Regions from separate parts of the Mus musculus genome. Here region 1 is linked to region 2. The links are chromatin loops, found by intact Hi-C in ENCODE. Cell type or tissue: heart. All regions are shown on one strand. Links, peaks and the distances in the headings refer to the core of each region. The heading gives the core; the rest is flanking DNA.

Region 1 (15,931 bases), core at 6,858-10,857, 390 kb before region 2:
TGAACCTTTTATACTTGAAGCTAAATCCTTTTCCCCCCATTTGTCAACCTCGACATTTCCTAGCCCTCCTCTGAACCAAACAATGGCATTATGTGGGTTTTTGTCTGTGACCTATAGGACGTCTCAGGCGTTTGTATGTTAGAGTCTGTTAGACTTACTGTTTTGCAAGGACAGACTAGATGGGAGGCCTGAAGCCTGCTTATCCTTGAGTCCTGTTGGGATAGATGTTGGTTCTTACTGCTGTGAGGGGCAGAGACATACCCTGGCACCTTTCTCTCTGCCCAGCCTGCTATGGACCCTGACTACCTACTCAGGCTCCCAGCTTCTGCTGCATGGCTGGCTCCTACCTTTTGAGTGCCATCTTCATAGGGGGTATCCTCTCGTGGGCCAAGACCTCTTGCCTGTCCATGGATACAGCTGAGGATCACAACATTATGTGGCTCTCACCAAGGCCTGGCAGGCACAGACACCTCTGGACGCTCACCAGAAAACCTGGTCTCAGGCATCCATGTGCCCTGTGCTGTTACCTGGCTGGTGTCTGGGCACTGCGTACTGCTCTTGACGTGTGTGTGAGAGGCGTCGGAGGAGGCATGCTCTGCTCAGGGAGAACAGATGGTGGTGTAAAGGCTCTGGGGAAGAGACAAATTTGAGGTGCTGCCTGCCCCAAGGGAACCTGGACTTCAGAGGAGATTACGGGATTGGGGGCACGATAGTATATTTAAAATGGGTTTAAACTCGCAAGAGTAGACTCAAATCTGTGACTAGGAAGAAACCACAGATATAGCTGTTCTCAGAAGCTGTATGCCATGACAAAACTGGACAGACTAGAGGGAAAAGGAAAATCACCAATCTCCTCTCCCAGGGGGGCTTCTGGTAAGTGGTGAGGACAGACTGGGCTCATGTGCATCCCTCGGTGATGCTCCTAACAATAGGAAGTCAGAGCGTTTGAGGCACGGGCAGTCTGAGTGTGACCAAGAGGATCTGTCAGCACACGCCTAAGAATTGATACATACCCAGAACTGCCTGACCATAAGTCCATAACAGATACAAAACTTCATTGTAAAATTGGTAAGAGGGCTGGAGAGATGGCTCAGCCGTGAAGACCGTTTGCTGCTTTCCCAGAGGATCTCAGTTCAATCCCAGCACCGTATCAGGTGTCTACCAACTTCTTGTAATTCTGACTCCTGGGCATCCAACACCCTCTTCTGGCCTCTATAGGCACCCACATAAGAGGCATACAAAAGTATACATGTACACACATAAAATAAATTCTAAATATTCACAAGAAATGCACCTGTGTCACTCCTAGGTCAAAGAAGAAATAGGAATTTAAAAAAACCATTTAGAGCTAACAGAGTGAGGCTCGGGGACAACTCTTGTTTCCACTCCTCCAATGAGGGCCTGGGCAGGACTGGGCAGTAGAGTGAAGGACTGGGGCATAAATTCTGACCTGGAATCTGCCAGGAAGAGGCAAATGACATGGCTTGATAATAAAGTACTGGCTTAGAGTCTGCCCGTGAGAGGCTTAGAGGTGTGGTTTGCTGACTGAGTCCTGGCCTAGAGTCCACCACTGAGGGCTATGGTTTGGCCTCAGAGCATTTGCCTGGCATGTCTGAGGCTCTGGGTTCATCCCTAGCACCAAACAAAACCAACCAACTAAACAAAAGAACAAAACAAGAAAACTAAAACAAACAAACAAAAAGCCCAAAAACCCAAAACCCAAAATTTAAAACAACCACCCACCAAACCCCCAGAAAATCTAGGACTAGGTGCTGGAGGAGAGACTACACACCAGAATTCATAAGACATATATGAAGTTGTATATAGAAGGGCATTTATAATAGGTCATTATACTAGAAAAAAAGAGTAGAACATGAATAAGCTAAGGTTCCAGTTTGAGAAGTGAAAACGAGAGTGGCAAGTTGCTTTTTTCAAGCATCAGATAGTATTCTGGTTTTACCCTCCATAGGTGCCCTCCTGAGTAGCAGTATCCTTCCTTCTCCTTAACCTTTCAAAAATATGAAAAATGTGCCGGGCAGTCGCTCATGCTTGTAGTTCTAGCTCTCAGGATGGGCAGGTTTGTCACCAGGTCATAGACATGGAGTTCAAGGTCATCGGGGGCTTTACAGTAAGATCCTGTTTTAGAAAAGAAAAAAACTTTAATAAAAAATAAAAACCTATTCTTAGTTCCTGATCTTTACTCAGGAGACATTTAGCTTAGCAGTAGTCATTTGCTTAATGAGAAAGAACAAATAGATCTTGAGAAGAGAAAGCTCGAGATGGCAAAGAAGGGTGAGGAGCACTGGCTGCACTTCTAAAGTCCTGAGTTTGGTTTTCAGCATCCACATGTCAGCTCACAACTGTCTATAACTCCAGATCCAAAGGTTCCAGTGTCCTCTTCTGGCCTCCGTGGGCACTTGACACAAGTGGTACTCAGACATACACTTTCTCTTCCTCCTCTCCTCCTTCTTGTTAAAAAAGATTTATTTGAGTGCTCTGTCTGCATATACACCTGCATGCTAGAAGAGGGCATCAGATTACAGTAGATGGTTGTGAGATACCACATGGGTGCTGGGAATTGAACCAAGGACCTCTGGAAGAGCAACCAGTGTTCTTAACTTTTGAGTCATCTCTCCAGCCCCAGCCCCTCCCCACAAATAAACTCTTTTTTTAAGGGGGATAAGAAATAGTAAGATGAGGGCAGAGATGCCAGAAACTGCTCACCAAGCCGTAGTGAAACAGACCTGCAGGCTATTCTTGCTTTCATTTCTGTTGCTGTAATAAAATACCCCGAGAAAAAGGTAATTTACAGGGGAAAGGGTTTATTTTAGTTCATAACTTCAGGTGATCTCCATTATAGCAGTGAAGTCAGGGCATCAGAAACAGCTGTTACATCACGTCCACAGTCATGAGCAGAGATGTTAATGCATCCTTACCTACTGCTCAGCTCACTTTCTCTACCCCTACACAGTCAGGACACAGAGCTAGGGAATAATGCCATCCATAATGACTGGGTCTTCCCAAACCAACTGAGATCAAAACTGTCCCCCACAGACGTGCTCACAGGCCAGCCTGATCTAACTCCTTGAAACTCTTCATTGGTGATTCTACATGGTGTCATGTTGACATTAAAACTTAACCATCATGGTGATCAAGGTTTCAAGAATGATAAGTACTTCTAGGAATGGAAGGAGGGACAGTGCCAAAAAAGATCACAAAAAGGGAGATAATATTAGGGGCAGCTCAGAGGAGATGGACATATCCTTGAGAAGTAAGGCCAGGAACTGACTCAAGAAGAAAGAGAACCCACAGATAGTCCTGTGGCCATAAGCTCATCTGAATGGTAGTTAGAAATCTTATTACAAAGAACACTTGACCTGAGATGGATATGATAGCGTATACCTGTTAATATCAGCACTCAGACTGAGGCAGGAGACCCATGAGTTCCCTGCCAGCCTAGGCTACAAAAGAATGCCTTGTTTGGGTTTTTGCTGGGGTGTGGAGATATAGGGGGATGGAAAGAGAGCTCTTACAGAGGTCCCCAGCACTCCTAGCACCCACATGGTGGTTCACAGCCTCCCTAACTTTAGTTCCAGGACTAGCAGCCATGTGCTTGGTGTATATACACACATCAAGTGAAACATTCACAAAGCAAATTAAATCTTTTTTTAAAAGATAAGCATAGCTCTGGGTGATTTTTTTTTTAAAGAACAACTTAAAAATTACATTTATGGGGCTGGGGAAGTGGTTTAGCAGTTAAGAGCACTTGCTACTCTTGTAGAAGACTTGGGTTTGATTCTCATCACCTACATGGCATCTCACACCATCTATAACTCTAGTTCCAGGGGATCCAGTGTTCTCTTCTGCCCTCTGCAAATCCCAGACTCACACATGGTGCATGGACATACATTCAGACAAAATACCCATATGTATATGTGTGTGTATGTGTGTATACATGCATATGTAGCATCTATGGATTGTGTATGTTCACACATGTGTGAACACCCAAGTGCATGTGTGTATATGAACATTCATATGCACATGAGCCATCTTGAGTGTATGGAAGTTAGAGGACAACTTGTGAGAGTCAGTTCTCTCCTCCCACTATGTGTTTTTAAGTACCATACTTAGGTTGGCAGCCTGGTGGCTGGCATCTTTTCTTGCCCAACCATATCACCCACACTGCTCTGAGTGATTTTTATAGGTCAGGTCGTCGTCGTCGTCGTCGTCGTCGTCTTCTTCTTCTTCTTCTTCTTCTTCTTCTTCTTCTTCTTCTTCTTCTTCTTCTTCTTCTTCTCTACCTCCTCCTCCTCCTTCTCCTTCTTCTTCTTTCTCCTCCTCCTTCCTCCTCCTCTTCTTTCTTCCTCTTCTTTATCTTCTCTTTTTCTTCTTCTTCTCTTCCTCCTCTTCTACCTCCTCCTCTCTCTTTTTGAAACAAGGTCTCATGTAACCCAGGATGGCCTCAACTTATAACCAAGGATGACCTTGAATATCTAATCTCTTCCTACAAAATTCTGGAATTTCAGGCATGCACCATCAAGCTCAGCAAAAATGTCATAGTTTCTGAGAACAGAGAAAAAGAAGACCTTCTTAGAGCAGAGCACAAGGCACACACAATCTCCACGTGAAACCAGACAGAATCTGTGAGCCGAGTCAGAGGGCTGGTCCTCTCTTGTTATCCCTGCATATCTGGATGGTATGGAGGAGGGGGATTGTGGCCTCATACTCACGTCCAATGGGGGACTTGGATAGAGGTCAGAGGGTAGCTAGTCTCAGCTGGTCCTGGTGATGAGTTGCTGTCACCACTAGCACACCTTGCTCTCTTTCCAACACCTAAACAAGGATTCTGGTTGCACAGAGAAACTCTGCCCCTCTCATCATCATCCAGGATCAAGGCTGCAGACAGGCAGGTGGTGCCCACCATGGCCTCAGGTCCTCAGGTCCTCAGGTCCTCAGCCTCCAGCCCTCTGCACAGCCAGGAAGAAGCCCCACCCCTCACAGTAGCCACCAATCTGCCCCTAGAGGGGGATGTTGAGCTGGTTCATCCGCCATTCACTGCCCACTGCAGAGCCTCTCCCTGGTCCCTAGCTGGGTTTTGCCCCTTTAGGGGTACTAGATCCTGCAGAGGTTGCTCTGAGGGGTGGATTTCTGCCCCTGTGTTGTGTTGGTCTGGACGCAAGCCCACCAGCTGGAACCTAACAATACACCTCTTTCCATTGTTCCGCATTTGCGGGCTTGCACTTTTTAAAAATGTATTTTTAAGTTAATTTTGGTAATTTATATTGTCTTGAAATTGTCAATTTTGTCAAGAATGTCAACTGTATTAGCCTGTCACTTTCAATCTCCTCTGCCATTCTGACTTCCCTCTCCACATCCTTGTGGGCTTCTGTGTGCGTCTCTCTCTTTGCGAATTAGACTGGCCAGAGGTTTGTTTATTTTATTTATTTATTTAGAGGAACCAGCTCTTGGATTTACTGACAGGCACTCCCATTTTTCTTGTTTCCAATTCATTAATCCGCCTTTATCTTTACCCCCCTCCTGCCTCCTGTGGATTTACTTTATTGTTCTGTTTTTCCCTCCTTGTGTCGAATGTTTAGTTCATTTATTTTCAGTCGCTCTTGCTCAGTAATAAAAACATTTAAGGTTGTGAATTCTCCGCCAACTCCCTGAAGCTGCTCCACGAACGTGCAGTTGCTCTTCCAGTATAATTGTAAAATTGCCTGTCACCCGCCTTTTATTAACTCTCTGCCTTAGGAATAATTTAGGAGAGCATCTCCCAGTTTCCAAACCATCTGGCTTTAGCTTTTAGATCCTCTCTTGAACTTTTCAGGTTTCTTGCTTTGGTTTAAATAATGATGTCTATAGAGAGCTGTGTGTGTTTGCAGGAAGATAGACCCTCAAACACATATGTACATGCATGCAAGTATCATGTGCATCCTTGTGCTTCTGTGAACATGCATGTTTATACACTGCACGGCTCTACATACAAAGCCATGAATATGGGCCTAGATGGTGGCCGTGTGTGCCTGCCTCTCTCTGTGTAGGGTCCACAAACTCATTCGTATGTACTTTGTGTGTGCCTGCATACTTTTATGTACCTGTGTGTTTGCATGTGGGTCTATGTGTGCGTGTGTTTCTGTGTATACAATATACTATGTGTGTATCTGTGGAACTATGTAGATGTTTATATACTCAGGTACAGTCTGCATCCATATCCAAGCACATGTGTGTGCGTACATGCAGAATGAACTGTGGCTTTGGGTGAACATGCCATCTGTAGAGTCCTAGGACCTGTGAGCCTACAGCTGCCCAGTCAGGGCCTGTGAGACTCACTCCAGCTTAGTTCTCTCTCTCTTTCTCTCTCTCTCTTTTTTTAAAAAATATTTATTTATTTTTATACATAAGTACACTGTAGCCGTCTTCAGACACCAGAAGAGGGCTTTATATCTCGTTACAGGTGGTTATGAGCCACTATGTGGTTGTTGGGATTTGAACTCAGGACCTTTGGAAGAGCAGTCAGTGCTCTTACCCGCTGAGCCATCTTGCCAGCCCCAGCTTAGTCCTCTTGGTTGAGGGTTTCTGGTGAAATCCAGCATCATCTGGGGTGGTCTGAAGACAGGGTGGCCTCCACCTTGGAGCTGGAGCCTGCACCTGTGCCCATCACACGGGTCCCAGACTCATGGTACTGTCATGATCAGGGCTGAGGGAGGGACTACCAGAAATTCTCTAAACTCAGTAGAAGACAGACATCTTTGATGTTGTCACTGGCTCACCCTGAAGAGGCCACCTAGGAATGTGAGGTCTCTTGCACAGAATGTGTTAGAGATGGGCTTGGCCTGGGGGCCCTATGCCCTTCTTCCAGTTTGGCAACTCATCATTAAACCACAGAGCTCTATGGAAGGGAGATCGTCAAATACAGCGTTTCAGTCTCTCCTGATTTTGTTAATTAAAATAGTGAGTGGAGCTGGGGTTTTATTCTCAGCAAAGAGATTTTATTCTCAGCTAAGATGGTCATGTGACATCTTGGGTTGCCATCACACAATGCCACAGACCAGGCTGGGCCTTGATAACCTTTTCAAAGACATTGAAAGTAATGGCAGAATTTGCCATTTTAAACATTTTTTTTTTCTTTTTCTTCTTGAGACAAGGTTTCTCTGTATAGCCCTGATGTTCTGGAACTGTAGACCAGCCTGGCCTCTAACTGGGAGATCCACTTGTCTCTGCTTCCTGAGTTCTGGGATTAACTGTGTGCATTACAATTACCAGGCTCTGTTCCTGGCTGTTGGAACCCCACTCTCCCTCCCCATTATGTGTCCCTCATGTATTTGTCAGTCTCAGGACTGGCCCGTTTTATTCTTCATAATTTCTCAGGGTTTATACATGTCGTGGGAGTGCCTAGCTTTCATTTCTTTTTGAAGCAGAGCCATATGGTATCAAACTGTACACAGTTTCCTTACCCACTGATGACGGACACTGACGACGGGCTATTGTGAGTCTGTAAGCAGTGGTGTGCATGTGTCTCCTTGAGACCTTGCTCCATTCTTTTTGGTCTGTTCCTAGAAGTAGAGTTGCAGGGTCACATGTGATGGTTAATTACCTCGTCTGCCTGACAGTGATGTCCTCTGAGTAGAACCCTCACCTTGGTAAGATCAGCTGTGTCTGCTTGTGAACGACTGTCACAGTTGGGCTTGCTACCTGTTGGCATTTCCTCTTAGAAGGAGGGAGCGTGGAAGTCAGGGGTGGGACTGAGGTTAAGGGTCACACTCATCTCCCCCAGCACGGATGTTATCTTGAGACTGTTACGCTGACTTCACAGGCGCTCCCCTTTGCTAATACATATGAAACGCACTGATCTGGGATATTAATTTTATACATTGCTATATATGTGAACTACCTGTCTTCTTAAGACTTTAAAAATTCTATAATGTAAAATTAACCATTTTAAAGTGCTCAATTTAATAGCATTTAGTATAGTATATTCATAAGACTATGAAGACACCACTTTTCTCAGTTCCAAAACATTTTGCCCTAGAATGAAACCCACTAATGACTCTAAAATCAAACCCCCTGGAGAACTCCGCCCCAGCGCTGGGCACCGGGCACCTCCTTCCATCTGGATCCATCTGCAAAACGATTTGCTCAGCCTATACATGTATGTTTCCACACATTGTAGTTTGGGGGTTTTATTGTTGTTTTTGTTTTGTTTTGTTTTGTTTTGTTTTGTTTTGTTTTACTAAGCGTGTGTGCAGGAATATAAAGGTCAGAGGGCAACTTTGTGGAGCCAAGTCTCTCCTCCTACCTTTGCATGGGTTCCAGGGATGGGACCCAGGCCATCAGGTTTATACAGTGAGCATCACTGGCTCCCTCTCTCTCTCTCTCTCTCTCTCTCTCTCTCTCTCTGTGTGTGTGTGTGTGTGTGTACACTATATGTGTGTATGTGTGTGGAGGTCAGAGGACAACCGGTAGAAGTTGGTTCTCTCTTTCTACCACATGCGTCCCTGGTATTTGAACTCGGGTCATCAGGCTTGGCAGCAAATGCCTTTACCCACTGAGCCATCTCATAGGGCCCCACATTAGTGTTTTTAAAGCGAGTCCCAGGCCTGAGACGTGCTGGGCCCTTGCTGGAGGGTCTGGTAAGGTGGAGGAGGCTGTGTTGTGCTGTGTCGGGCACTGGATCAGCATGTTCCAGATGTAGCAGAGGCCCGATGAGCACAGTGCATGGTCAAGGGGATTTGGGGCAGTAGGGCATTTGGGGCCTTGAGTGACAAGATTGTCCTTGAGTCAAAGGAATCCTTGCATTCTGATGAGCCACCCCTCATCAGTGGGCTGAGGACACAGTGAAGACAGGTGTGGCCCTTCCTGTGATAGCCCAGCCCAATGCCACTGTGAAACTAAGAGCCTGGGCCTTGTAGTCTGGCCCTGTTGTATGTCATTCATTGTGAACCTGAACCCATGGCAGATGAACACTGGGACACATGATGCTGAGGGCAGAAAGACCCCAGATAGATGGAATGATCATGCCCAGAGGCCAGCCTGGCCTCCACAGCTCCCTACTCCTTCCTGGCTAGCCCCAGCCCTGACTTTAGGCTGGGGGCTAAGGCCTTGTGATTCTGCCTCCTTTGGCCAGTCTTCTGCCCTCAGCAGCCACTAGGTGGCAGCAGAGATCAGCCCTGGCAGTACCTGTGCCTTTGGCATGCTGTAGTTGGCCTAGCCTGCGGTGCCCCAGAACAAGAGCCTGAGTGGGTAATCTGACTTTCTGGACCTTTGTGGTGGAGAGAAAAATATGTCGTTCCCACCAATCTTGTGCTCCATGGGCCTGGCTCCTTATTCCTAGCTTGTCTAGACCCCAGGGTCACCCTGAAGGCATTCTAGGCTTCCTAGAAGAGAGCACAAGAGCATCCTGTAGCGCTATGGATGGGAAGGAGACCCCTACCCATATCCATGGAAACCAGTGCATCAAGGACTGTTCATTAGTTCAGGGAGGAGGAAGCCCTTGTGTGTGGCACCAGGTATAAACCCCTGACCTGTGGAATCCCCACTCTTTGTTGCGTGCTCCGAACTCTGAACACAGAGATGAGGAGACACTGCCTGGTGTTACAGCACACAAGCTGAGATGGGACTGTTTGTCAGAGTCATTTCAAGGTGGGTGGGAGCCTGTAGGTTCAAGTCCAGGCTCCCTGGTGTGATGCATTGTCCTATCCCATGCTGTTCCTACCTTACAGAAAGCTGGCTTCTTCCCAGGTAGGATCTACAATGAGACAGTTGGTGGCAGAGAGTCCTGGGCTCTGTTATCTTTTGGACCCTGGAATTCCTGTCCCCACAGTCCTGAGTCCTTCTATGCTTTCTCCACCAAGATAAAGCCATTCTTGCTCTGTCCCAGCCTGTCTTTGTAGCTGGCTGGTGATGCTGCTTTGTAACCAGTGACACGAATCCCTCAGATCCAAGTGTCTGAGTCAAGTCCCCGAGTCACCTAATGTGAATGGGGCTAGTGCAGATTCCAGCATCTTTCCCGGCAGGTGCGTCATTTCATCTGTCCTGCAGGATGGCAAGGATGCATGGGTGCCATTACCTTTCTGTCTGCGTGGAGGACTCCACCAATGAGGGTGCACAATGTCCCAGTGTGTCTGGGGTGATCCTCCCATGGGGGCTTCCTGGGTGACTTGCTCAGATCCTCTGAGGTGGTCATGTCCGGACACTAATTATCTTTGAAGCTCTGGGTGTGTGGAAGCATCTCCTCACCGAAATTCTGATTTGCTTGGCGCTAACAGGGATACTCAGGAATACCATACAGCCGAGACTCTGGTGTCTTTGCAACCCTGGGCCAGTCTTTTGGAGATTTATCTTCCTTCATATGTAGAAGAACGTTTGCGGACTGACCCAGAACACCTGGTAAGCCCTCGGCCAGCAGTGTCCTGGCAGTGATGTGGCATCTTATTCTAGATGAAGAGACAGGGTACAGAGAATTGACCAGGCATCAGGAGGAGGGGCCAGGGGCACTGTCCAGTGCTCATGGTGCCAGCTGGCCCCAGTCTTGCTGGGCACGGGCTTTTCTGTTCTTTGGTGATGGGAGGGGCCTGGCAGGAGTCCACTGGCTACCCCTGCAAACTGCAAAATCCAGGCTGCTCACAACTGGACAGGAGCCACGGAGACAGGAAGTCCTGGCTCTGAACCCCTTCCCCAGCAATGCTAGCACCTGGACCCTTGGACATGCCTTGTGGGTTCCTTGGGATGGAGCATCTGTCCTGCCTAGGGACTGTGCTTAGCCAGTTCCAGTGCGTCTCACTACCACTGGAGACAGAGCCCAGCAGCGCTGTCCTCCTCAACTTTTTTTTTTCTCCTCTCCAATTAATTAATTTAAATTGACCATTAAGTCAGCCGAGTTTTTGATTGATATTTTCATTAGTAGCCCTGTCCGACGCCCCAGGAATGTATGGTGATGTCCAATCTAGGGGCGGCCATGCTCCTCCTCGTACTGAGTTATGGCTGGCACCAGCGTGTAGCTCCCAGGGTAATTTGAATTCAGATGAGCTGCGGTGGCGTTCCGGAGGCTGGCGGCCGGCTGCTGACGGATGGCACTTGGGTTACTACAAGGTCACCGTGCAGCCGCCACCACACTAGAGGAGTGGGCCAGGCCTCTGGGGGAGATGGCCAGTCTCAGGGTAGGCAGCCACGTAGACCCCAAAGCTGCCTAGCCCTGTGACCCTGCCCTGTTATGTATGGCACAGTTGCAACCCTGGCTCTCAGCCTCACAGCCACTGTTCATTCAGTGCACCCCCCTCTGTGGAAGGCAGAGCCAGGAAAGCCCACGGCCGAAGGGCACCTGTCAGTGATGGCAGCAGGGACAGTGTGACATTGTCTGCCATGTCCTGAGGAAAATGCTCCAAGTCCTGTCACACCAGGTAGGCAGCTGGACCAGCTTCACTCCTACTGCCCAGCATGGGGACTGATGGCAAAATGTCATGTGACCCGCTGTGCACCTACACCGCTGTGGCTATTAACTATGGTACCAGTGCTTTGTTACCCATCGCTACAATAGTGCGAACACGATGCCTACTGCTTGGTTTTGGATGAGGATAATGGCTGGTTTGGCAAAGCATACAGCCCTGGCTCTGTGCACGCTCAGCCCCTGCTCCGTGCACACTCAGTCACTGCTCTATGAACACTCAGCCCCTGCACTTGGCACACTCAGGTCCTGCTCTGTGCACACTCAGCCCCTGCTCTGTGCACACTCAGCCCCTGCTCTGTGCACACTCAGCCCCTGCTCTGGGCACACTCAGCCCCTGCTCTGGGCACACTCAGCCCCTGCACTGGGCACACTCAGCCCCTGTATTATGCACACTGAGCCCCCGCTCTGTACATCCCTCCTGCTCTGGCTGCATGGTCACAGGAGGCACTGGCCGATGGAGGTAAATCCAGTTCTAGATGTAGTTGCTCCTGGGGTTGGAACTCCTTTGTCCTTGTGTCTGCCCCTTCCAATGTGAACTCGGTCACATGGCTGACCTACTAACTGAACAGGAACTGGGCAGGGAGGTACCTGTGTCCAGCAGGGATCTGTCTGTCATTTGTCTTCTGCTCTGCATTTCTGGTCTCACTTACCTGAGCATGGTGAGTGAATGAGGTCCTGAGAGAATGTGGATTGTTTGACACAGGCAGGGTCTTGCCAAGAACTGCAGTGTCTTGGATCCAGGGGCATGGCAAGCTTTCCTGGGTGATGTTCAGGGAGAGGCAAAGCCTTCCTCTTGTCTGAATGGGAATGTTGATGGTGTGTGCAGGAACCACCAACCACCGCTTCCTCCTCTGGGATGATGGCAGCCTGGAGCTGCTCCACTACAGAAATCCCCTCAGAGATCAACCAAACATGCCTCCTTGTTCAGCTGTATACAACAAGCCCAACTCCTCTATTCAGAGGTGTAAACTCATCCAGTTTCCCAGTTGTTACACTTTTGATACTGTATCTCTATCAGAGAGCACGCAACTCACCAGATCCCAGTTTTTCTGTGCATGTGTCTGTGTGCCTGTCTGCTCTTCATCCCTGCATCACCTCAGTCAGGTCTCCAGGACCAGTCCACGCAGGATGTGGCAATTGAAGTTGCCTTTCATCCGAAAAAAATATTACACCAGAAATGCCGATTCCTAATTTAAATTGTGACCCATGCCTAGTGGCATGATGGGATTGTGCACAATCTCGTGCCCTCTCACCCTCTGCCTGCCATGTCCACAACACTTGTGCCATCCCGTGGTTGCCTAGTAACCACCTGTTATCAGAGTCAGCCATTTCTGTATCTCTGTGGATACAGGGCTTGTGTATCCATGGTCTAAGGCACCTGTCAGGGTTTGGAACCCATTTCCCATATGGGGGACACAGTGACGGGCAGTGTTGCCTCCAGTGATGTAGTTATCCCCAAGGTTTCCATGATGGCAAGGCATCTGCAGGACCTTTGGTATGCCCAGTGGCTGGTATGTTGCGTGTGGGTGATAGAGTTGATGATGTTTTAGTTAGCATTGTTCTGTTGTTGATGGATTGGCACTGCTTTGGTGGTGATATTGATGGCAGTATGTTCTGGTTGTTAGTGATATTGGTATTGAGGGTGGGTGTTAGTCGTCCTGGTGGGAACACTGGCCTGTTGTGGTTGCTGGAGGTGTTAGCATTGCTAGTGTTATTGGTGGTGATGGTGGTGTGGTGTGCTATTATCGATGGGGGTGTGTTGTTAATGTTATTGTGGGGCTGTTGTTTGTTAGGATATTGGTAAGGATGCTGGTGTGTCGTGATGGTTTATTGGTGGTGGCAGTGTTACTGTTGTTGGTTGTGTGTGAGTGAGCCTGTACAACACCAAGGATCCCACTCTGTGAGGAAACATCCCTGAGATCTCATATCTAGAATCACCAACAAGGTGAGAGGAGAGGCCTGAGGCGGGCCCTGGGGAATATCTTATAGAAAGAGAGTCATTTCACTCAATACCAGCTATTGAACACACACAGAAAAGGTTTGTTATGGAAACAAGAAGGCACTTAATAACACATTAGTGTGGAGCCATTGAGACAAGAGAGGAGAGCCAAATGGTTATGGCTCAGAGGGAGTGGAGCTAATCCAGGAGGCAGCATTAGTGTGGAGGTTTCTTTCCTCTCTGCTCTTCTGCCCAGACCTATTATCTATCTGTCTGAGTTTGTCCTAGTTAGGACCCCCAATTCACCATCCACCCTAATTCCCATGGTTCCCGGATGGACAAGAAAGGAAAGAGGGTAGGCCATTGGTGTGGGCTGATCCTGTAGAACTCTGGGTCCTGCCCCACCTTCCCCCTGCACATCACTACAGGCCTCTTCCCGCTGCCCTGACCCACACAGGGTGCAATGGTGACCTCTTGCCTATATTGGCAGCTGCAGCCAATGTTGATGTCAATGAGCTACTTGTTGTAAGAAGGTGCTGGAACTGGAAGAGAGCACATGAGTGTGCCTAGCCTCAGCCCTGCTGCCCAGGGGGACCCTGGTCTGTTTGGGTGCCCCCTTCTTGCTTTCAGCCCCATTCTGAATGTCTGGTGTTTCACAGATGTCTCCATCCCTTTATAGTATCTGTTTAAGGGCTATCATGCTGTTGCTCAGGGCTCACCACTGTGGGTCAAGTCCAAGGCACTCGACTTAGGTCAGTAGGAAGCTGCTGGCCAGGGAAGAGCCAGTCTTTATATTCTACAGCTCCATGGCCAAGATCATGCCAGGCTCACAGCATGATCATACTCCAGCCTACTACTCATTACCGTAAGGCCCCAGCTCATAACCCAGACAAAGCGGAGTACCAGGGGACCTGGAGTTCTATGACCAGGGGATCTGGTCTCATTCTCCCCTCATGGCATCCAGGGCACAGAATTTCCCTAGGCTGGTTTCCCCTGGAGCTTGACTGCTCTTTGCCCACCGGCCTGTGTCAGGAGGAGCATCCTTCATGCCTGCTTGTTCAGTGCCAGCCCTTTGAGGCCCTGGCTCAGTTCCAGCTAACTCCTTACTAGGGTCCCAGCTGCCCTGTTTGTCACTCAAAGGTGATGGCTGACCCACTTCTGCCACCTACTCTCAGGACTTTGCTTGCCCTCACTTCTTTCCAAGGAATTCGTGTGACAGTTTTCCCACATGTCTTGTTGGTGCGTAGCTCAGGCCTCTACCTTCTCAGTGCCCCATCCATTTGCTCACTGGGCCTCTCCATGCCAGGCAGATGCTTCCGGTGTCAGCTTTCGCTGAGGGTTTGCCCTTTCCCTGGCGAGGTGACACCGGTTGTGTGCTGAGAACTTTCCAGTGCTTCCACCTTTGACCTGTGCGAGGATCTGCTGTTTCCGATGCTGAAGGAGGGGCATGTCTGCAGGCAAGGGTCTATATCTACACAGGATGCTGACGCTCCATGATGCTATCTTTCAGAATATCAAGATGATCCCAGGTAACAGAAAGCTAGGGGTTGGTCACTGACAGACCACTCCAGAAGAGTGACCAAAGAAATGTGAATGAGAAGAGAAGCGGCTCTGGACAGAGCAGCCAGAGATTGCTGAGAGCTCTTCATCTCTGGGAACAATCTAGAACCTGCATGAGTGAGCCTTGAGGCACAAACCGGACGAGTTTCACAGAACTCCTGACAGAGGCTGAGTAAGGCAGGCAAAAGGACAGTGACAAAGGGACATTTCCACACTTCACTCAGATGGTGCAGTGCCAGCAGCAGAGAGCTGTGGGACGTGGTATGTAAGCAAGGACAGACAGCAGCAGCCCACTGTGTGCCCCAGACTCAAGATGCCCACCAAGTCAGTGAATGGCCCAGAACCATGAAGAAATCGTGAGAATTTTCTAGAAGGGTCACATTATCAGCTTTTGGAGTGAGGTCTGAGTTCCTGTGTGGTTGGTTCCTGTGGAAAGTCATTCTCTGCAGGCTGTTAACTGATTGTGGCAGCGCTGTTCTTGGGAGAATCCTTCCTCACTCCATTAAAGAGCATTAATGTCTTGTCACATATAATTGACTGTATGTGCAGACCCCCATACCACTCTGTGCCCTCCGTTCTTAGCCCTCTGATCTGTGGGCGTGTCTGGAGCCTATTGTCTTGATTACCTCCATGACCCAGTAACCCCTACAGTCTGCGTGCACACAGAACCGGCATCCTGTGAGTGATGTCAGGGTCTGTCGTCAGCCTGACCCTTAGCTGGGCCCTCTTAGACCCCATAGCTTTAGTGATTTCGAAGTGCCTGCATGGCTGAACCTGGGAAGACACTTCTTAGGCAGCCCTGTGTGACAGGCTGTACTGGAGCCTGCAGTAGATCTCTACCTGGTTCCTGGGATTCCTTCAAGGCATCTTTCCTGTTGCCCTGAAGCAAAATTTTTGGCCCCTCCCCATCCCCATGCTGAGAATTGAACATAGAGCCTCAGGGATGCTAAGCATGCGTTCTATGCTGAGCTACAGGGTCTATACTA
Region 2 (15,931 bases), core at 4,093-8,092:
CTGTCTCTGACTTCTGTTTTTTTTCCATCCGCTCTCTGGAACTCTCTACCTGCCATTTAATTGCTACTGTTTATTGTCATTATGTTGGTGACACCAGGTGCCAACTGACAGCTGCCATCTTTATTAGTGCCACCTTCAAGTGCCACCACCCCATCTTATCCCAGTCTACCAATGATGACAGTAAAAGTAAGCAAGAGAAGCCATTCCGGAGACACCTAATGCTCCAACACCAGAAGGCAGCATAGGAAGGTGTGTCCTGGATCCTGTGGTCTTCCGTAGTTGCTGGGGGTGGGAGTGGGAGTGGGGGATGGGGAGGATGGGCACAGTGACTTCAGTGTCTAAAGCAGCTCGGCTCGGTTGAGGACAGTCTAACTGCCATTGAAAAGACCTGTCAGTCTGACAGCTCCTGCCCAAGTTTTCCAGGCATAGGAAAGAGCCTGTCACCACGCTGGATCACTAAGTGTCTGTCACTTATGAGTCTTCTCAAGACAAGGCCTCAGTTAAAATCCAGACATGGTAGAATCCCGGAGGCAGAGGTAGGCAGATCTCTATGAATTCAAGTCTAGCCTAGTCGATATTGTGAGTTCCAGGACAGGCTACACAGAAAGACTTTGTCTCAACAAAACAAACAAACACAAACAAACAAACAAACAACCCAGGCCCTTACCACTTCTCAGTGCAGAGAAGTGGACCATAGGCCCCGGTGGCCAGAAGGATCCCTGAGAGATAAGTCAAGCTACCAAGTTTCTCAGACACTGTAATCCCAGAAACCATTCCTCCCTCCCTCCTCTACGCACATGCCCACACCTTCTTCCCACACCCCATACCACTCTCCTTCTGTCATTTCCTCCTCTTCGTCCTCCTCCCCTCTTGCCATGCCATGGGGACAGACAGAACTTCAGGCTGGTCACAGAGGCCAGCCCTGGGCTCCACCAGTGGAACTGTAAAGGAGGGTAGTCAGGCTTCCTGAGGCCGACTGACCCGGCAGTGACTGTCACAGCTCAGCATCTTCAAAAGCCAGCGACTGAAAGGACCTCTGACAACCTCATCCCTGGAAAGGCCCCGAGGCCCAAATATCTTTTTATCTGGCTCACTAGGGTTGGCAGCAATGATCTACTCGAGTGTAGGCTCCATGTGTCACTTCTTACAAAAATCAACTTGACCAAATTACTCAGTGAAATGCAAACATCCAGTGAGCAATGCCTTGCAACTGGCCCATTTCACAAACGAACCGCCAGGAGTGGCTGGTGCTGCAGAGATGGAAATGCAGACATTTCTTCTGTGCTTTAGCTTTTAATTTTTACCTGTTCTTTATTTCCATGCTGTGAGAGTGAGTGGAGACATCCCAGGTGGCATGCTGATAACAGGCGGGTAAGATGGATTCTTCAACTGAAGGCTGAGACCCGGTGTCAGTTTGTGGAGTAACGCTAATCTCCCGACGTCTGTAGTACTTGGCAGTAGGTAGAACGTTAACTATCTTTTCTCCTATGATAGGTTATCAAGTTATGAAAAGCTGACATGAAAATTGCCTTTAGGGTAAATTTTATAATTCATAAAACAGGAAGCCTCGTTCTGACACCTGGAACCCAGGTTTATTTTGTTTTCTGGGCTGTCAGATTCCCTCAAGTTGAAAGTCTCTGATGTCACTTAGCATGCTACTTGTGGCTGAGTGGGGAGTTTTTGCCAGTGTTCTATAACAGGACATACAGCCTGACTCTACATGCCTCTAGCTTCCAGGAGCCCACTGCCCCGTGGGGAGGAAGTACCATGAGGGATGCATGCCTCACAGAGCCTGACTTTGCCAACCACACTGTCACCATAGTGATCTCTGGGTGCTCCCAGATGCAAACACATTTCCACACAGGTGTGCCTCACCCCACTTCTGAGAAAGACACAGGCACTCAGTATTTTCAACATTATATAGCAACCACTACAAGCCTTCTTTTTTCATTTACCTATCTATTATATATTTATATGAGTACACTGTAGCTATCTTCAGACACACCAGAACAGGGCAGCGGATCCCATTACGGAGGGTTGTGAGCCACCATGTGGTTGCTGGGATTTGAACTCAGGACCTCTGGAAGAGCAGCCAGTGCTCTTAACCACTGAGCCATCTCTCCAGCCCCACGACAGCCTTCTAACTTGTAAGTCAGAATCAGCATCAGATTTTCTGATTTGAATGCAAGGAGAAAATGGAACTTAAATATCACAACCCTTTACAAATACTGATTACGTATTTGCATCCTCTACCTTTTATTGATTAATATTAAAGTCTTTCAGTTCACCGTGACCATTATTCAGTAATCGATTTACAAGAATGATAATGTGGTTTGAAAACTATTGCATGAATACAGCAAGCTGGGAGGCAGAGAGCAGAGGTGGGCCGAGCTCAGAGCATGATGGGACGGGTTTTGAGGAGGAAACAGAGTCCTGCAGTTCCCCTGGTGCTCACTGAGGGAGAAGCTGTGCTTTAGGCTGGGAAGTTTGAACAGCACCCTAGGTCCAGCTCTCAGCCCTGCTACCTAACAGTGAGCATTGTCCTCTACCTCTGTTCTGTGCTTATAAAAACAAAGGAGATGATGTGACAACAGGAAGTCCTTTGGATTATGAGGATAAGCCTGGCTCACAGGAGACGCCAGCATCTGCTCCGTGTGCTCTCAGCAGGTAACACCTGGGTAAATCCTGGCGTGGCAACCATTTTCCTGGTAAAGAAAATGGGTTTTCCAACTTGGAAGTCAAGGAGCCACGGAGGAATAAAAGCGATGAGTGATCTGCCTATTTTGCCCTGCTGCCAACATTTGTGACAGCAAGAGTCACTGGGCTGCTGGAGTTGTTGAAGAGGTGGGGCTAATGTGATGTCACATTGCTCTGCAACCACGGGAGGAGAGGCCTCCCTGTGTTTGTCCCATAGCCACTCTTTGGCTATGGCTGGCTCTTCTCACGCTCTAGCTAGCCTCACTTCCCTTGCTTTCAAACCTCTCTTTTCCCAACTCGAATCCGCTCAGGCATCACTTTGAGCAGCTCTGCACACCGAGTTCAGCTCCTTAAACTCAACTATAGGAAACTTTGAAGTGTGTCAGGTTGTGAGTCGTGAGGCATGCTTTGAAAAAAAAAATCAAATTACTAAAACCTCAAAGACAACCAGACAATGAAAAGAGATTCACAGGGAACTCAGAAAGGAACTTAAAGAATTATAACCAAACTATTCAAAGAAGATAGGGAAACAGATGAAAATGGGGAAATTTTAACTATTGGAATCTTTAAGATACACGGGAACACACACCAGAACTGGGCAGTCTGTATCTAAGACAAGGAGTTCATTGAATGGATTCAAAAGAAGATGGTGAGAAGAGACTAGTGAAGGGACTGGATGAGACTAGTGAAGGGACTGGACAAGGCTAGTGAAGGGACTGGACAAGGCTAGTGAAGGGACTGGACAAGGCTAGTAAAGGGACTGGACAAGGCTAGTGAAGGGACTAGACAAGGCTAGCGAAGGGACTGGATTGCCAAACTAGAAGAGTGTGAGAGGCACGGAGGAGCCGCAGGTGAATATACTCAGGCCTGGAGCACACGTGGAAAGACAGGACAGAAGGCGATATGCAAAGGAATGGATACTGATAAGACTCAGCACGCCTGGAGGATATGAACTTGGGGAGGCACACCCCGGCTCACACAGGCCAGATGCTGAAGGTCCAACCAAGCCACTTACCTTTACTAACCAGACAATGAACTCTAATAACTACAATTCCTAACATTTGTTTTTTGAAATCCCTTTAATGAGAGCATTTGCTGAAGGCTCATTTTTGTTGCTTATGACATATTATGAACTCCAGGATCTGGCTTAGTTGCTTTTGCTGTGTGAACACACGAGGGATGGCTTCACCAGGTTCACGGGAGTCAGCCAGACATGCCTGTGCTGCCTGTTGTCAACAAAGGCTCTGTGTTCTTTTTTTGTTTTGTTTCCTTTTGTTTTTTTGTTTTTTGAGACAGGGTTTCTCTGTGTAGCCCTGGCTGCCCTGGAACTCACTCTGTAGACCAGGCTGGCCTCGAACTCAGAAATCCACCTGCCTCTGCCTCCAGAGTGCTGGGATTAAAGGCGTGCGCCACCACTGCCTGGCTAGGCTCTGTGTTCTTACATCTCTGCTCCACTGAACTGAAAAGCTTACAGAGCCTGTGATATGCCTCAACTTTTCATAGCGCATACATAATTACAAATAGGCTCCTACTTTAATTTTGAAGTTTCCAGTAAAAGGCAAATACATGTTTAAAATGGTCTGGAACCTGTAAAACCTGAGGCTATGTCCTTAGACCCCAGAGGTCCAGCAAGAGCACCAATGAGCTGTGTAGAGTCTCATGAAATGCACCATTCTAGAAAGTGCAGGAGATGACCTTGGAGCCAGCCATCAAAGTATGTCTCTTTTCAATAGGATTAAACATGGACCACAGGGGACCTGAGAAAGCTACCACTTTAGAGACAGAAAATCCTTTAAAGTCACTTTGACTGTCTGGTAGCTGGTGACTCTGAGCCATCTTGGTTAGTAGGGGACAAAGAGGCCTCTGGGCAGCACCGGGCATATCTCACTGGGCATGTGCTTGGTCAAGGCTGGCCCCTGCCCCTTGAACTTTGTCTCCTGCCTTGATAACTTGGTTTCTGGGTTCCTGCTCTAAGCCTGATGGAGAAACAGGTGTGTCTTCAGCTCTAGTCCATGAATGCAGAGATGTCTGAGAAGTACGGGATGCTGCCTGCTAGAAGCTGAGATGGGGCAAGTATAGAGTTGTCCATCAAGGGCAGTACAGCCACGCCCAGCATAAGAAGCCCCTAAGATCAATGCATTCTGTGACTTGATCTTGTTTCTTAGTGTGACTACTTATCAATGTCCCTTAGCAGTAAGTTATAGATAATTTTGTGTGAAAAGAGAGTGAAGATATCTTGGATGGTTAATCTGAGGTGAGACGGGAGGAACAGGGTGGGAAGCTTAGTCTGAGGGGAGACAGGAGGAGCAGGGAGGGACGCTGTGCCTGCTCCTCCTCTGGTCTGGTAAGCTCCCCCGAGATCTTCTCTCTTTCTTTTTCAGGTTTTTAATTATTATTTGTAATTCTCTCTATATGTTCTCAGAGGGTGGGGAGGGTTCATTCACACAAGTGTGGTTCCCTGCTGAAGTTGGGGGCCATCTGATATAGGTGCTGGGAACCAAACTCTGGAAGAGCAAGCAAGAGCTCTTAACCCCCAAGCCATGGCTGCAGCCCCTCTCCTCTTACCAGCCTTCCTTTCGCTTTCTGTGAGTGAGGTAGCTAGTCCCTCTGACAGAGAAAGACTGTGAGACTGCAAGAGCCTAGTGACCCACCTGAAGGCAGATTACTAAGGAAAAAGTACTGCTGGATGTGAGAACACTTGGATGTTCCCTTCCTTTGGAAAGGGTTCTGATGGGACCCTTCCCCTCTGCATAAGTCCCTTGGCTTTTAACAAGTCTTATTACAGACTAGGAAACAGGAGAAGGGTGGCATATTAAATAGACACCAATGCCTAAATTCCACAGGACAATCAGACCTCACTCAGGCCTGTGTCTGAGATGTAGCTGCCCCCAGCATCACCCTGGGTTGGGAGTTCTCTGAAGCAGAGCCCGAGTCAGCGATTTGCTTCCAGAGGACAGGGGAGATGCTAAAGAGTAAAGTTAGATTCATTAAGACGCATCCCAAATTATGGGGGATGCAGGAACATGAGATAAACCGACAGACATATGACCCAGAAATTCCACTAAGTTTATAACCCAGAGAATTGAAAACAGGGCCTTAAACAGAACCTCGGATAGCTGTACAGATGGTCGTGAGCCTTCATGTGGTTGTTGAGAATTGAATTTTTAGGACCTCTGCTCGCTCTGGTTGTCCCTGCTCGCTCCAGCCCAAAAATTCATTTATTATTATACATAAGTACACTGTAGCTGACTTCTGACGCACCAAAAGAGGGCGTCAGATCCCACTACAGATGGTTATGAGCCACCATGTGGTTAACAGCAGCACTCAATCATAAAAAGAAGACTGTGAAACTCGTGGACCAAAGGGATGAAAAAGATGGAGGTTCGTAACTGCTGGAATCTTCAAAAACAAAAACAATATCTGAAACTGGGAACTCCTGGAGTGGATAGAAGACAGCAAGAAGAGACTAATGATGTACAGGACTGCCAAACTAGAAGCCTCAACAGAAAGGGTGTGAAGAACCTGAAAAGTGTGAGTTTGGGGGAGAGTGTGGGAATGTGTTTTTTACTCCATTGCTTTGAACATCGTGACAGAGCGCCTGGGTGTTGACGTGTAGAAGTTTCTTTCTGTCCCCAGAGTTATTCACTCAGTCCGCATCAACTTCCTCCTCCTATAAGCAATGCTTCTCTTCTGACACCTGCTGGCCACACGTGGCATGGCACCTCCTTCTGTAACTCTTGCCTGTCTGAGGAAGGGAATAGAGTGGCTGTACTTAGGGCTAGAGGAATCTGGACAAAAGCAAGCAGAAAGTACCCTCCACTCATCCTAATAACGCAACGTTCCCAGAAGACTGGCATTTAACACGAGAGTCAACCTGGCTTCATCAATTCAAAATCCCCCACTGAGCATGTTTTAGGACACACTTTCAACCCACAAATATTTACGGAACCTCCATCATATGGCCAGACACCGTTCCAGGCTTATTACAAGCCTAGAGATTGGGAAAGTGTGGAATAAAATTCCTGCTGTTCCCCGGCACCTCAAAGAAGGCAGATGATTGCACACTTTGCTCCCAAGATGCGCACACAGAGACCAACAGGCTGGCAAGAACAGCCCCATGTGAACAGATGCAGGAATGGCAATGAGCAAGTCCTACAAAAATAAGGTGTGACCACTGACAGACCAGCAGTACTCTGACCGTCCCAACGAGGGTGAGGGTGAGCTTCAGGGGTGTTTGGTGATAGAGAAGTGGAGACCCTGATTCCATACACAGCCAGGCTCTGGAAGAGGCTCAGCAGGAGAGATGCAGCCCTAACTGGAAGTTTCTGAGCATGGCAGATATGAGAGACATCTAGTTGGTCATGTTTGGAAAGTAATCTTCCATAGTCACCGCAAGCTCCTCTCTAGGAGCAGTCAGCTGCCTCAGCAGACCCCTTTGGGGCCCTGCTCCCTAAATTGCGCAATGTCCCATGTGTGCCTGAGAAGAGACACCTGCTCCACTGTCACCTCACACAACAGTCTGCAAATGTCAGGAGGGTCCGTCGCTGCGGCAGTCTTTCCAGGTCCTTGCTGACTTTCTGTCCAGTTATATGAAGTATGGAGAGGGCTGTGGAAAAACATCAATCCACCTAGTTCTTTCTTGGGTTCTGTTATCTGCGTCCCATGTGTTTAGAAGTGGTATCGTTTGGTGATCTTCCGATGGTTGTCTCTCTTCCCCCTCTGTGAGAGGTCTCTTACCCCTAGTAACAGTCTACTCTAACACCCACCTTATCTGAGCCATGCACGCTTTTGTTAATGCATGCTTGGATGGCCTGTCTTCTACGTCTTACTCTATCGAGAGCGCTATGCTTGAGATGCTCCCCACAGTCTGCATTATAACAACTAAAGTCCGTTTCCACAATCCTCCTCTAGCCCCTGATTAGACTATATAATGTACCTTGTAACTATTAATAGCAGAAGAAAGCATGCCTGCTATTTTATTATTTTCTTTTCATCTTTTGTCTCTTTTTTTCCCATTTCCTATCTACCTGTGGGTTGCCTGAACTTCTCATATTTTATTTTGCTTTATCTATAGTGTTTTCACTATAGCTTTCTATAGTTTTATTCCTTATTAGTATCTCCTAGTATGAATATTTTACTATTTTAGAAGGAACATCAAATAATGTTGAGTTGTCTTTAATATTATTTCCATATACAGTGAAAGGCACAGCAGTGTTTAAATCTTTGCTTTCAACTGTTAGTTTTAAATTGGAGAGCAGCAGATGTGAACGAAGCTGGGACATAGCAATGGGGAAGCAGGGGTGGGCGGGTCTCCACAAGGCAGCCTAGGCTACACAGTGAGTTCCAGGCCAGCCTAAGCTACACAACAAGACTCTGGGATTAAAGGCATGTACTACCGTGCCTGGTTAAATATCCTTTAACTCAAGTGTCCTTGGGTTTCCTGATCTCCTCTGACCTAAGAGCATCCTCACGGACACTTTGGTGTACGTAGGATTCTGGTGGCATGCTCTCAGAGCCGAGGCACGTGCCACCGTTTGCTGGAGTCTGTTTCCCTGACATCAGTCATCACTGCCAACGCCCTCCTTCTCTCCTGCGGTCTCCCAGATGCGCCTCCGACTTCCTGCTCTCTAATTCCGGACGTTGGTTGTGATGCACGTGGAGATGGATGTTTTAGAGGTTTAGCCAAGCTTCTTGAATCTGCAAGTTTATGTCTTTTACAAAATCTGCAGAGGTTTTACATTCATTACATCCTCCATTTTTTTCTGGCTTTACATTCTTTTTCCTTTCCACTGGGCCTCGACATATTTTAGACCTGTGATCATTATTCCACAATCCGCAAGGCTCTATTCAATCGCAGCTCTCTCTGCCGCTCAGTCGGGACTGCGTTTACTAGTTTTGCTCATTGGTTCTTCCCACCGTTGCTGAGTCTGCTCGGTAGGGCACAGTTTTCCATGGTCCTGAGTTTTCCTGTCCTGATGTGTTCATCCCTTCCTTTTCTTTTTCTTCTTTCTTTCTTTTACATTCTCATACAATATATCCTGTTTATTACTTCCCCTCCCTTTACTTCTCCCACTTCTTCCCCATCCTCTTTCATCCAGATCCACTCCCTCTCTGTCTCTTATTAGAAAAGATCAGGCGTCTGAGAGATGACAACCAGACATAACAAAATAAAACATAACCAGATAAAAGAAAAAAATCACATCGAGGCTGGACCAGGCAACTCAACAGAAGAAAAAGAACTCTGAGAGCAGGCACAAGAATCCGAGACCCACTCATCCACACACTAGGACTCTCATAAAAACACTCAGCTAACAGTTCTAATACAAATGCAGAGGCCATGGTGCAGACCTGTGCTGGCCCTGTGCTTGCTGGCTCAGTCTCTGTGGGCCTTGTTATCCTTACGTCCTCCATCCCCTCTGGCTCGTGGGTTTCCTGAGCTGTAACTGGAGGGATTTGATGGAGATATCTCATTGAGAGCACTCCTCCTCCCCCCTGCACCCATGTGTGTGTGTGTGTGTGTGTGTGTGTGTGTGTGTGTGTGTGTGTGCGCTCGTGCACGTAATGCCTGGCTGTGGGTGTCTGCACCTGTTACTGTCTGCTGCAAGAGAAAGAAAGCCTCTCTGGTGACGACTGAATAAGGCACTGATCGATTTTCTGTTGTTGTTTTGTTTTTGAGACAGGATCTCATTATATAGCTCTGGCTGTCCTAGAACTTGCTCTGTATCCCAGGCTGGTGTTGAACTCACAGATATCCCCCTGCCACTGCCTCTGCCTCTCAAATGCTGGGATTAAAGGGGTGGGTCACTATGCCCAGCCTCATTTTGTTCTCTTCATAAGTTCTATTTTCCATTTATTTCACAGATGTCCACACTGATGTTTAAGGCAATTATGAGAGCAGCTTTAACATTCTTGTCAGTTGCTCCAACAACAGAGTCATTTTGGTACTGGTGTTTCTCATTCAGGTAGAGATTTTCCTGGATCTTCACAGGGTGAGCAACTCTGAATTATATCTTGAACATTTTAGGTATTATGCTATATCTCTGGTTCCCATTTAGGTTTGGAACATGCATCCTAGTTTGATATATGGCTGTTCTAACATAAGTCCATAACCTGTGACCTAATACCCCGGTTAGACCATTTCCTCTGCCCTCTCCTTTAGGGAATTCTCCCAGTGGTTTGTGCAGAGGAAAGGTGCCCTCTGCTGTCCATCCATCATCAGGTGGGCTTCTTGCCAGGGCTCCACCATCCTAACCACAGTGAAAGCATCCAGTGGAGAGGATGCAGTATCCTTTAGAGGGTTAATCTGGACCAGGATATATAGCATAGAAAGGGTTTCTTCTTTAAAGACACCCCTCCCTGCCTCTCTTCATCCTTGCCTCCCTTTGTTCCTCCCTCCCTCCCTCCCTCCCTCCCTCCCTCCCTCCCTCCCTCCCTCCCTCCCTGCCTGTGAATTACAGTTTTTCCTTGTGTCCAGACTAGACTGTACAAGATGGGGGAAACAAGCAGGTCATCCCTTGTTGAGCTGTGCTGAGTCTTCAGGTCCTGAGCCACTTTTTCCTTACTCTTTAGTCTCCTGATAGTTGCTTCCTACCTTTTAGTTATAACTGGTGTACTGGCTGGTTTTTGTGTCAACTTCACACAGGCTGGAGTTATCACAGAGAAAGGAATCTCAGCTGAGGAAGTGCCTCCATGAGATCCCCCTGTAAGGCATTTTCTCAATTGGTGATCAAGCGGGGAGGGCCCCTTGTGGGTGGTGCCATCCCTGGGTTGGTAGTCTTGGGTTCTATAAGAAACCAAGCTGAGCAAACCAGGGGAAGCAAGCCAGTAAGTAACATCTCTCCATGGCCTCTGCATCACCTCCTGCTTCCTGACCTGCTTGAGTTCCAGTCCTGACTTCCTTTGATGATAAACAGCAATGTGGAAGTGTAAGCTGAATAAACCCTTTCCTCCCCAACTTGCTTCTTGGTCGGGGTGTTTTGTGCAGGATAGAAACCCTAACTAAGACAACTGGCTAGTTAAAACTAGTGTTTGGTTGTAACTAGCCAGCAGAGTACAGTAGAAGGGAGTTACTCCATCTTGGCCAGAATCATCACTAGTACTTTTAAAGACCTTGCTGAAATGGGCTCCTCCTTCTCCTCTTCCTCCTCCTCCTTCTAAAGTGCTAGGGTTAAACACATGAACCACCACTGCCAGGCTGAGGTGGCGGCTTCTTTTTTTTTCTTTTTTTTTTTTTAAAGAATTTAGACTGACCAATTCAGAGTCTGCCATTTATTTATTTATTTATTTATTTTTTCGAGACAGGGTTTCTCTGTGTAGCCCTGGCTGTCCTGGAACTCACTTTGTAGACCAGGCTGGCCTCGAACTCAGAAATCCGCCTGCCTCTGCCTCCCAAGTGCTGGGATTAAAGGCGTGCGCCACCACGCCCGGCGAGGTGGCGGCTTCTAAAGAGTATTGACCATATATTACATGTGTGGTTAACAAACTGAAGGGAGAGAGGGAGGCCAGTACTGTGCAAAAACTTCCTAAGCCTGAAGACCCTGAAGTATAAGCGGGGACCAAGTGTGGGATGCAGCCTTCTCATCCCGGGAGAGACTTCCTCTGATGTCCCCAAAGGGCAGAGGGTGGAGGTCTAGGTCAAGTCTCTTTCCCCAATCCTTGTCCCAAACTTGCCACCCTTTTCCTGCTAGGGATGCCCTATAGTCCAGGAATCAGACTAGTGTTCTAATTTCACTTGTACAGTGTAGTAGCTATGTGACTTTGGACTGCAGCTTTACCTGAGACCCAGTTTCCAACCTGTGGCATGGGACAGGAAAGACAGAACACAGTGCTTTCGCAACCACCACGGGAAGTCTAAGCCACCTGGATTTCAACAGCTTTGTGACTTCTACCCTTCTTTCTTCAAGATTTTCTCTAGAGAACAGCAGCAGCAGCAACAACAACAACAACCTTAAAGGAAAGTCACATGAAGTCACTCTCCAGCTCAGCTGCATCTTTTACAAGGACTTGAAATCCCTCTGTGGCTGACCCCAACCCCTGCTACCCTCAACTTCCTCTCCTGCCATTTTCCTTGATGGCTTTACTCATGTCTTCAGTACTCTGAGCATCACCTGCCCCAGGCCCTTTGCATGTTCTCCTAAATATAATAATCTTTCCCCAGGGACTAATCGCGAAATGTGTGATTGAGAAAGATGGTCTTACATTTATCAAATATAGTATATGTAACAATATTTATAGTTTTTTTACTTCTGCATTATAAATATATTAAAATTTTAGGCACATTAAAAAATTTAAACATAAGATCCGGTCTTTTTTATGTGCCAACCCAATGTGAGGGAGCCTTTTACACATATATGAATCCTCATGGTATCAACCTTATTCACATAGGGACAATTTAAGACTTTGTATGTGATGAAACTAAAGCAAAGAAAAAGAGGCATACCCAAGGTCACATGGTATAGTGAGTCAGTATTCAAACGCAGCCTCTACAGTGCCCTTTTCTCTCAGCCTCATAAATGTTTATAATACTTGTGTCTTATTGTAAATATGTCATACGTAAGTATCTATACTATCTTCAGCCCTCCATTTCTTAAGGTCATCTCTGTGTGAAAAACGTCTGAGTGTCCCACTCTGACTCTTGTCTCCTCCTAGGGTGCTCTCACTACTGCCCATATCACACACTTGCTTGTCCTCCACTCCTGCAAAAATATACATCCCGTAATAGTAACATATTTCACTCAGGCACACTTGGAGAGCTGACTGAGACCATGTCCTTAAGAATCCAGCACAGTACTTGACACACAATGAGAACTCAAATGTTCACTAGTTCTTCATTCCTGTTATTCATGTCAAGGACACACGGGGAAACAGAGTCCAGAGGTGCTTTCCAGGGACTGACAGAAGAAAGCTGGAGGCTCTGTCAGCGACACTCTCCACTCACACCGCTGGAGACAACGGAATTCTACACAGCCATACTTAAGGAATTCAGCCGGAATGGTGTGGGGTTTGGTTATAAATGGAAAACTGCAGAGATGGTGGACAGTTCAGGAGTTACTATGTCTCTAATGTTGACTCACACGGAGCTTACACTCCCTGTAGAAATGTGTAACAAACGTTTTTGTATGCATGTGTGCCTGTGTGTCTGTGGTCATGTATGTGAAGGTCAGAAATTGACCTTGAATGCTGTTTCTTAGGAGATGTCCACCTGCTCATGCCTGCTTGTTTGTTTCTGAGACAGGGTCGCTCATGAGCCTGCATTAGTGCGCTCTCGGCCTAGGCATCCTCCTGGCTCTGCTTCCCTGGGATTGCACGTGTATTCTGCCGTGCCTGGCTACATTCCTGGCTATTTACATGGGTCTGCCTGATTGCACAGCAAGTACTTTACTGATTGAGCTACATCCTCAGCCTTGGTTTTTGTTTCATTCGGCTTAATAAAATGTCTCATTTTGTAGCCCAAGCTGACCTGAGACTTGCTATGCAGCTCAGATCACTCCAAAGTCCTGGCAATCCTCCTGCTTCAGCTTTTCAAGTGCTTTGGCTCCAGGCAAGAGCTATCACTCCTGGCTCATAGGCTTCAGCGGTCCCCGTAACTCCAAAATATAAATGTACAGTATCCTCCCTTTTCTAACTAGGAGACAGGCTGAACGGTGAAACAGCCAACAGAAATGACTCCGTGCCCAACTGAAGTCGTCTTCCACAGCTTATTCTGCTTTTCTGCTAGGTCACTCAGGTGCCAAGATGGCAGCGGACAATGTTTAAACTGATAGCAGTTGATGCACACAAGCGGAAAGATTCCAGTGAATTTAACTTGGCAGGAATTGCCTGCTTCCTGTATTTTCTGATTGTGGTTTTGTTACAGGGACTTTCAAGACACACAGAAGTGGGACATGGAAAGACATGGCCTCCTCGAATCAATTCCTTGTTTGTGAATGCTTGTGACTATTGCAACCTACACTGGTGAAGTAAAACACCCTTTTCCATGTTTCATTTTCTGAAGATCCACATGTTGTACCCCTGCTTCTGGTTGTAAAAGCTCTATACAAGCATCAGTCAGCATTTACAATCTTTATGTAATATTGCATAAAAGCATGACATGGGATACAGAAGGAAGGTTGGTGAGATGGCTCACTGGGTAAAGGACACTTGCTGCCCAGCCAAAGAACCCAAGTTTGGCCCCTGGGTCCCACATGGTAGGAGAGAATCAACTCCTGCTAAGGTCCTCTGACTTTCACACTCCATTAGATAGATAGATAGATAGATAGATAGATAGATAGATAGATAGATAGATAGACAGATAGACAGAGATAGATAATAGGTAGGTAGATAGGTGATAGATAGGTAGATAGATGATAGATAGATAAATAGATAGATAGACAGACAGACAGATAGACAGATAGAGATAGATAATAGGTAGGTAGATAGATGATAGATAGGTAGATAGATGATAGATAGATAGATAGATAGATAGACAGACAGATAAACAGATAGAGATAGATAATAGGTAGGTAGATAGATGATAGATAGGTAGATAGGTAGATAGATGATAGATAGGTAGATAGGTAGATAGATGATAGATAGATAGATAGATAGATAGATAGATAGATAGATAGATAGATAGGTAGATGCAACAGAAATGCAGAGAGGGCCTAATCTCAAAAAGCCTACTGTCCAGATGACTTAAGAATCAAGTGGTAAGCTCACACAGGCTATCGTGATGCATGAGGCTCCATCTGCTTTGTGCGAACTGTGTCCACACTGAAGCAGGATAGTTTGCTGGACTGCCTTCTCCTTTCCCTCATTCTGGTAGACACTGTCCTGAGCAAGGCGGCAGCCTCTGTCTGTTCATGCAGCCCTTCCTCCGTGGGGGCTAGTGGAGGAACATAAGCATCATTATGGCTGACAGAACGAAGATCTTGAGTCAGAGCCAAGTTTACATGCTGACTGTCATCTACAACTCCAGTCATAGGGCAGTTATTTGACTGCTCTCCCTCAGGTATCCTGTCTGTCGGATGTGTGTGACAGAAACTGATGCTTCGCAGCTGTGCCAGCTGAAGGCCTTTGCATTGCTCAGTCCATGAACGGAAGCACAGCTGTGCTGCAGCTGTGTCCATAGCTAGCAGAATGCAGCTGAGCCAATGGTTCATGGAGCAGGACAGGGGTCTCTCTGGCCGACAAGAAGATGCTTCCTGTAGGCATGGCAAAGCCTCACTCTCAGGAAAGCTGGAGCACTAATTGGTCCAAGCTCAAGCCATACATTTCAATCATCTAATTATCTGTTATATAAAGATATATGCCTGAAGAGCATTCTGAGGTCCACTGAATGTGGACTAGGACTGTCCTTGCCTGTGTCTCCACAGTCTAAGCACACTTGACATACACATATGACACTTGCAGCATAGCCAGCAGTGGCACTGGGACCATTTCCCCAACTCACATCGCAATAGTCACTTCTCCTCAATCCACTATCTCTTGTGCTTCTTGCTTTATCAAAGCCTCCTTCTCTCCTGTCCTAAAACATCTCCAACACTTATTTAATCAGATTAACATTCCACTTGGGTTAAAAGAAATCAAAACCAGTTTATTGTTTTCAAAAGACAAAAGAGAATAGCTCTGCAAAATGCTATCACACAGGCTATCGTGATGCATGAGGCTCCATCTGCTTTGTGAGAACTGTGTCCACACTGAAGCAGGATAGTTTGCTGGACTGCCTTCTCCCTTCTCTCATTCTGGTAGACACTGTCCTGAGCAAGGCGGCAGCCCCTGTCTGTTCATACAGCCCTTCCTACTCCTGAGTTGGGCATACAGCATTCAGATTCACAGAGGTCTGAGGTAGGTGAATGGTTTGAGCCCTTGAACTCAACACAGGCTAGGAAACACAGGAAGCCTCTAGCTCTAAGGCAAAAAAAAAAAAATAAAAAGATAAAAAATTACAATTGACCAAAACACCGCCTCCTAGAAGATAAGAATTTTTTCCCAATCTGTTAAGATTTCAACAACTATAGATTATAGGCCTAATACATTCCAAACTCTATTCTTGGACTAGGAGAGGGAAGAATTCTTACTCCACAGACCTGACATTTCAGGAAATTTCTCTCCATTTGGAGTGACAGCCATAGCGTCAATGTTTTTTGTGATCTCAGAGCCCTTAAGAGCCCTATTAAGTCAAGTGTGGTGAGAGGCGGAGGCAGGGAGATCCCTGTGAGTTTAAGACTAATCTGATCTACAGAGCAAATCCTAG

Evidence for each region. Peaks named below come from ENCODE experiments on the same cell type or tissue, not always from the same donor. Only the 100,000 strongest peaks of a DNase experiment are listed, where the experiment ranks them.
Region 1: it touches region 2 in a loop (2.9-fold over the local background); 1 of 42 quality-filtered maps calls a loop at or near these places.

What each region holds. Positions count from the first base shown.
Region 1 is chr5:33,582,911-33,598,841 of GRCm38, reverse strand. No RefSeq gene overlaps it. Among named protein-coding and RNA genes, the nearest start is that of Fam53a, 39 kb to the left of the region's middle. In heart, for the core only: no CTCF peak of the experiment used is centred there; a DNase peak (open chromatin) is centred at 9,201; H3K27me3 peaks cover 541 bases.
Region 2 is chr5:33,194,230-33,210,160 of GRCm38, reverse strand. No RefSeq gene overlaps it. Among named protein-coding and RNA genes, the nearest start is that of Spon2, 16 kb to the left of the region's middle. In heart, for the core only: a CTCF peak has its summit at 6,400 (motif pointing left); a DNase peak (open chromatin) is centred at 6,410; H3K4me3 peaks cover 386 bases; H3K27ac peaks cover 314 bases.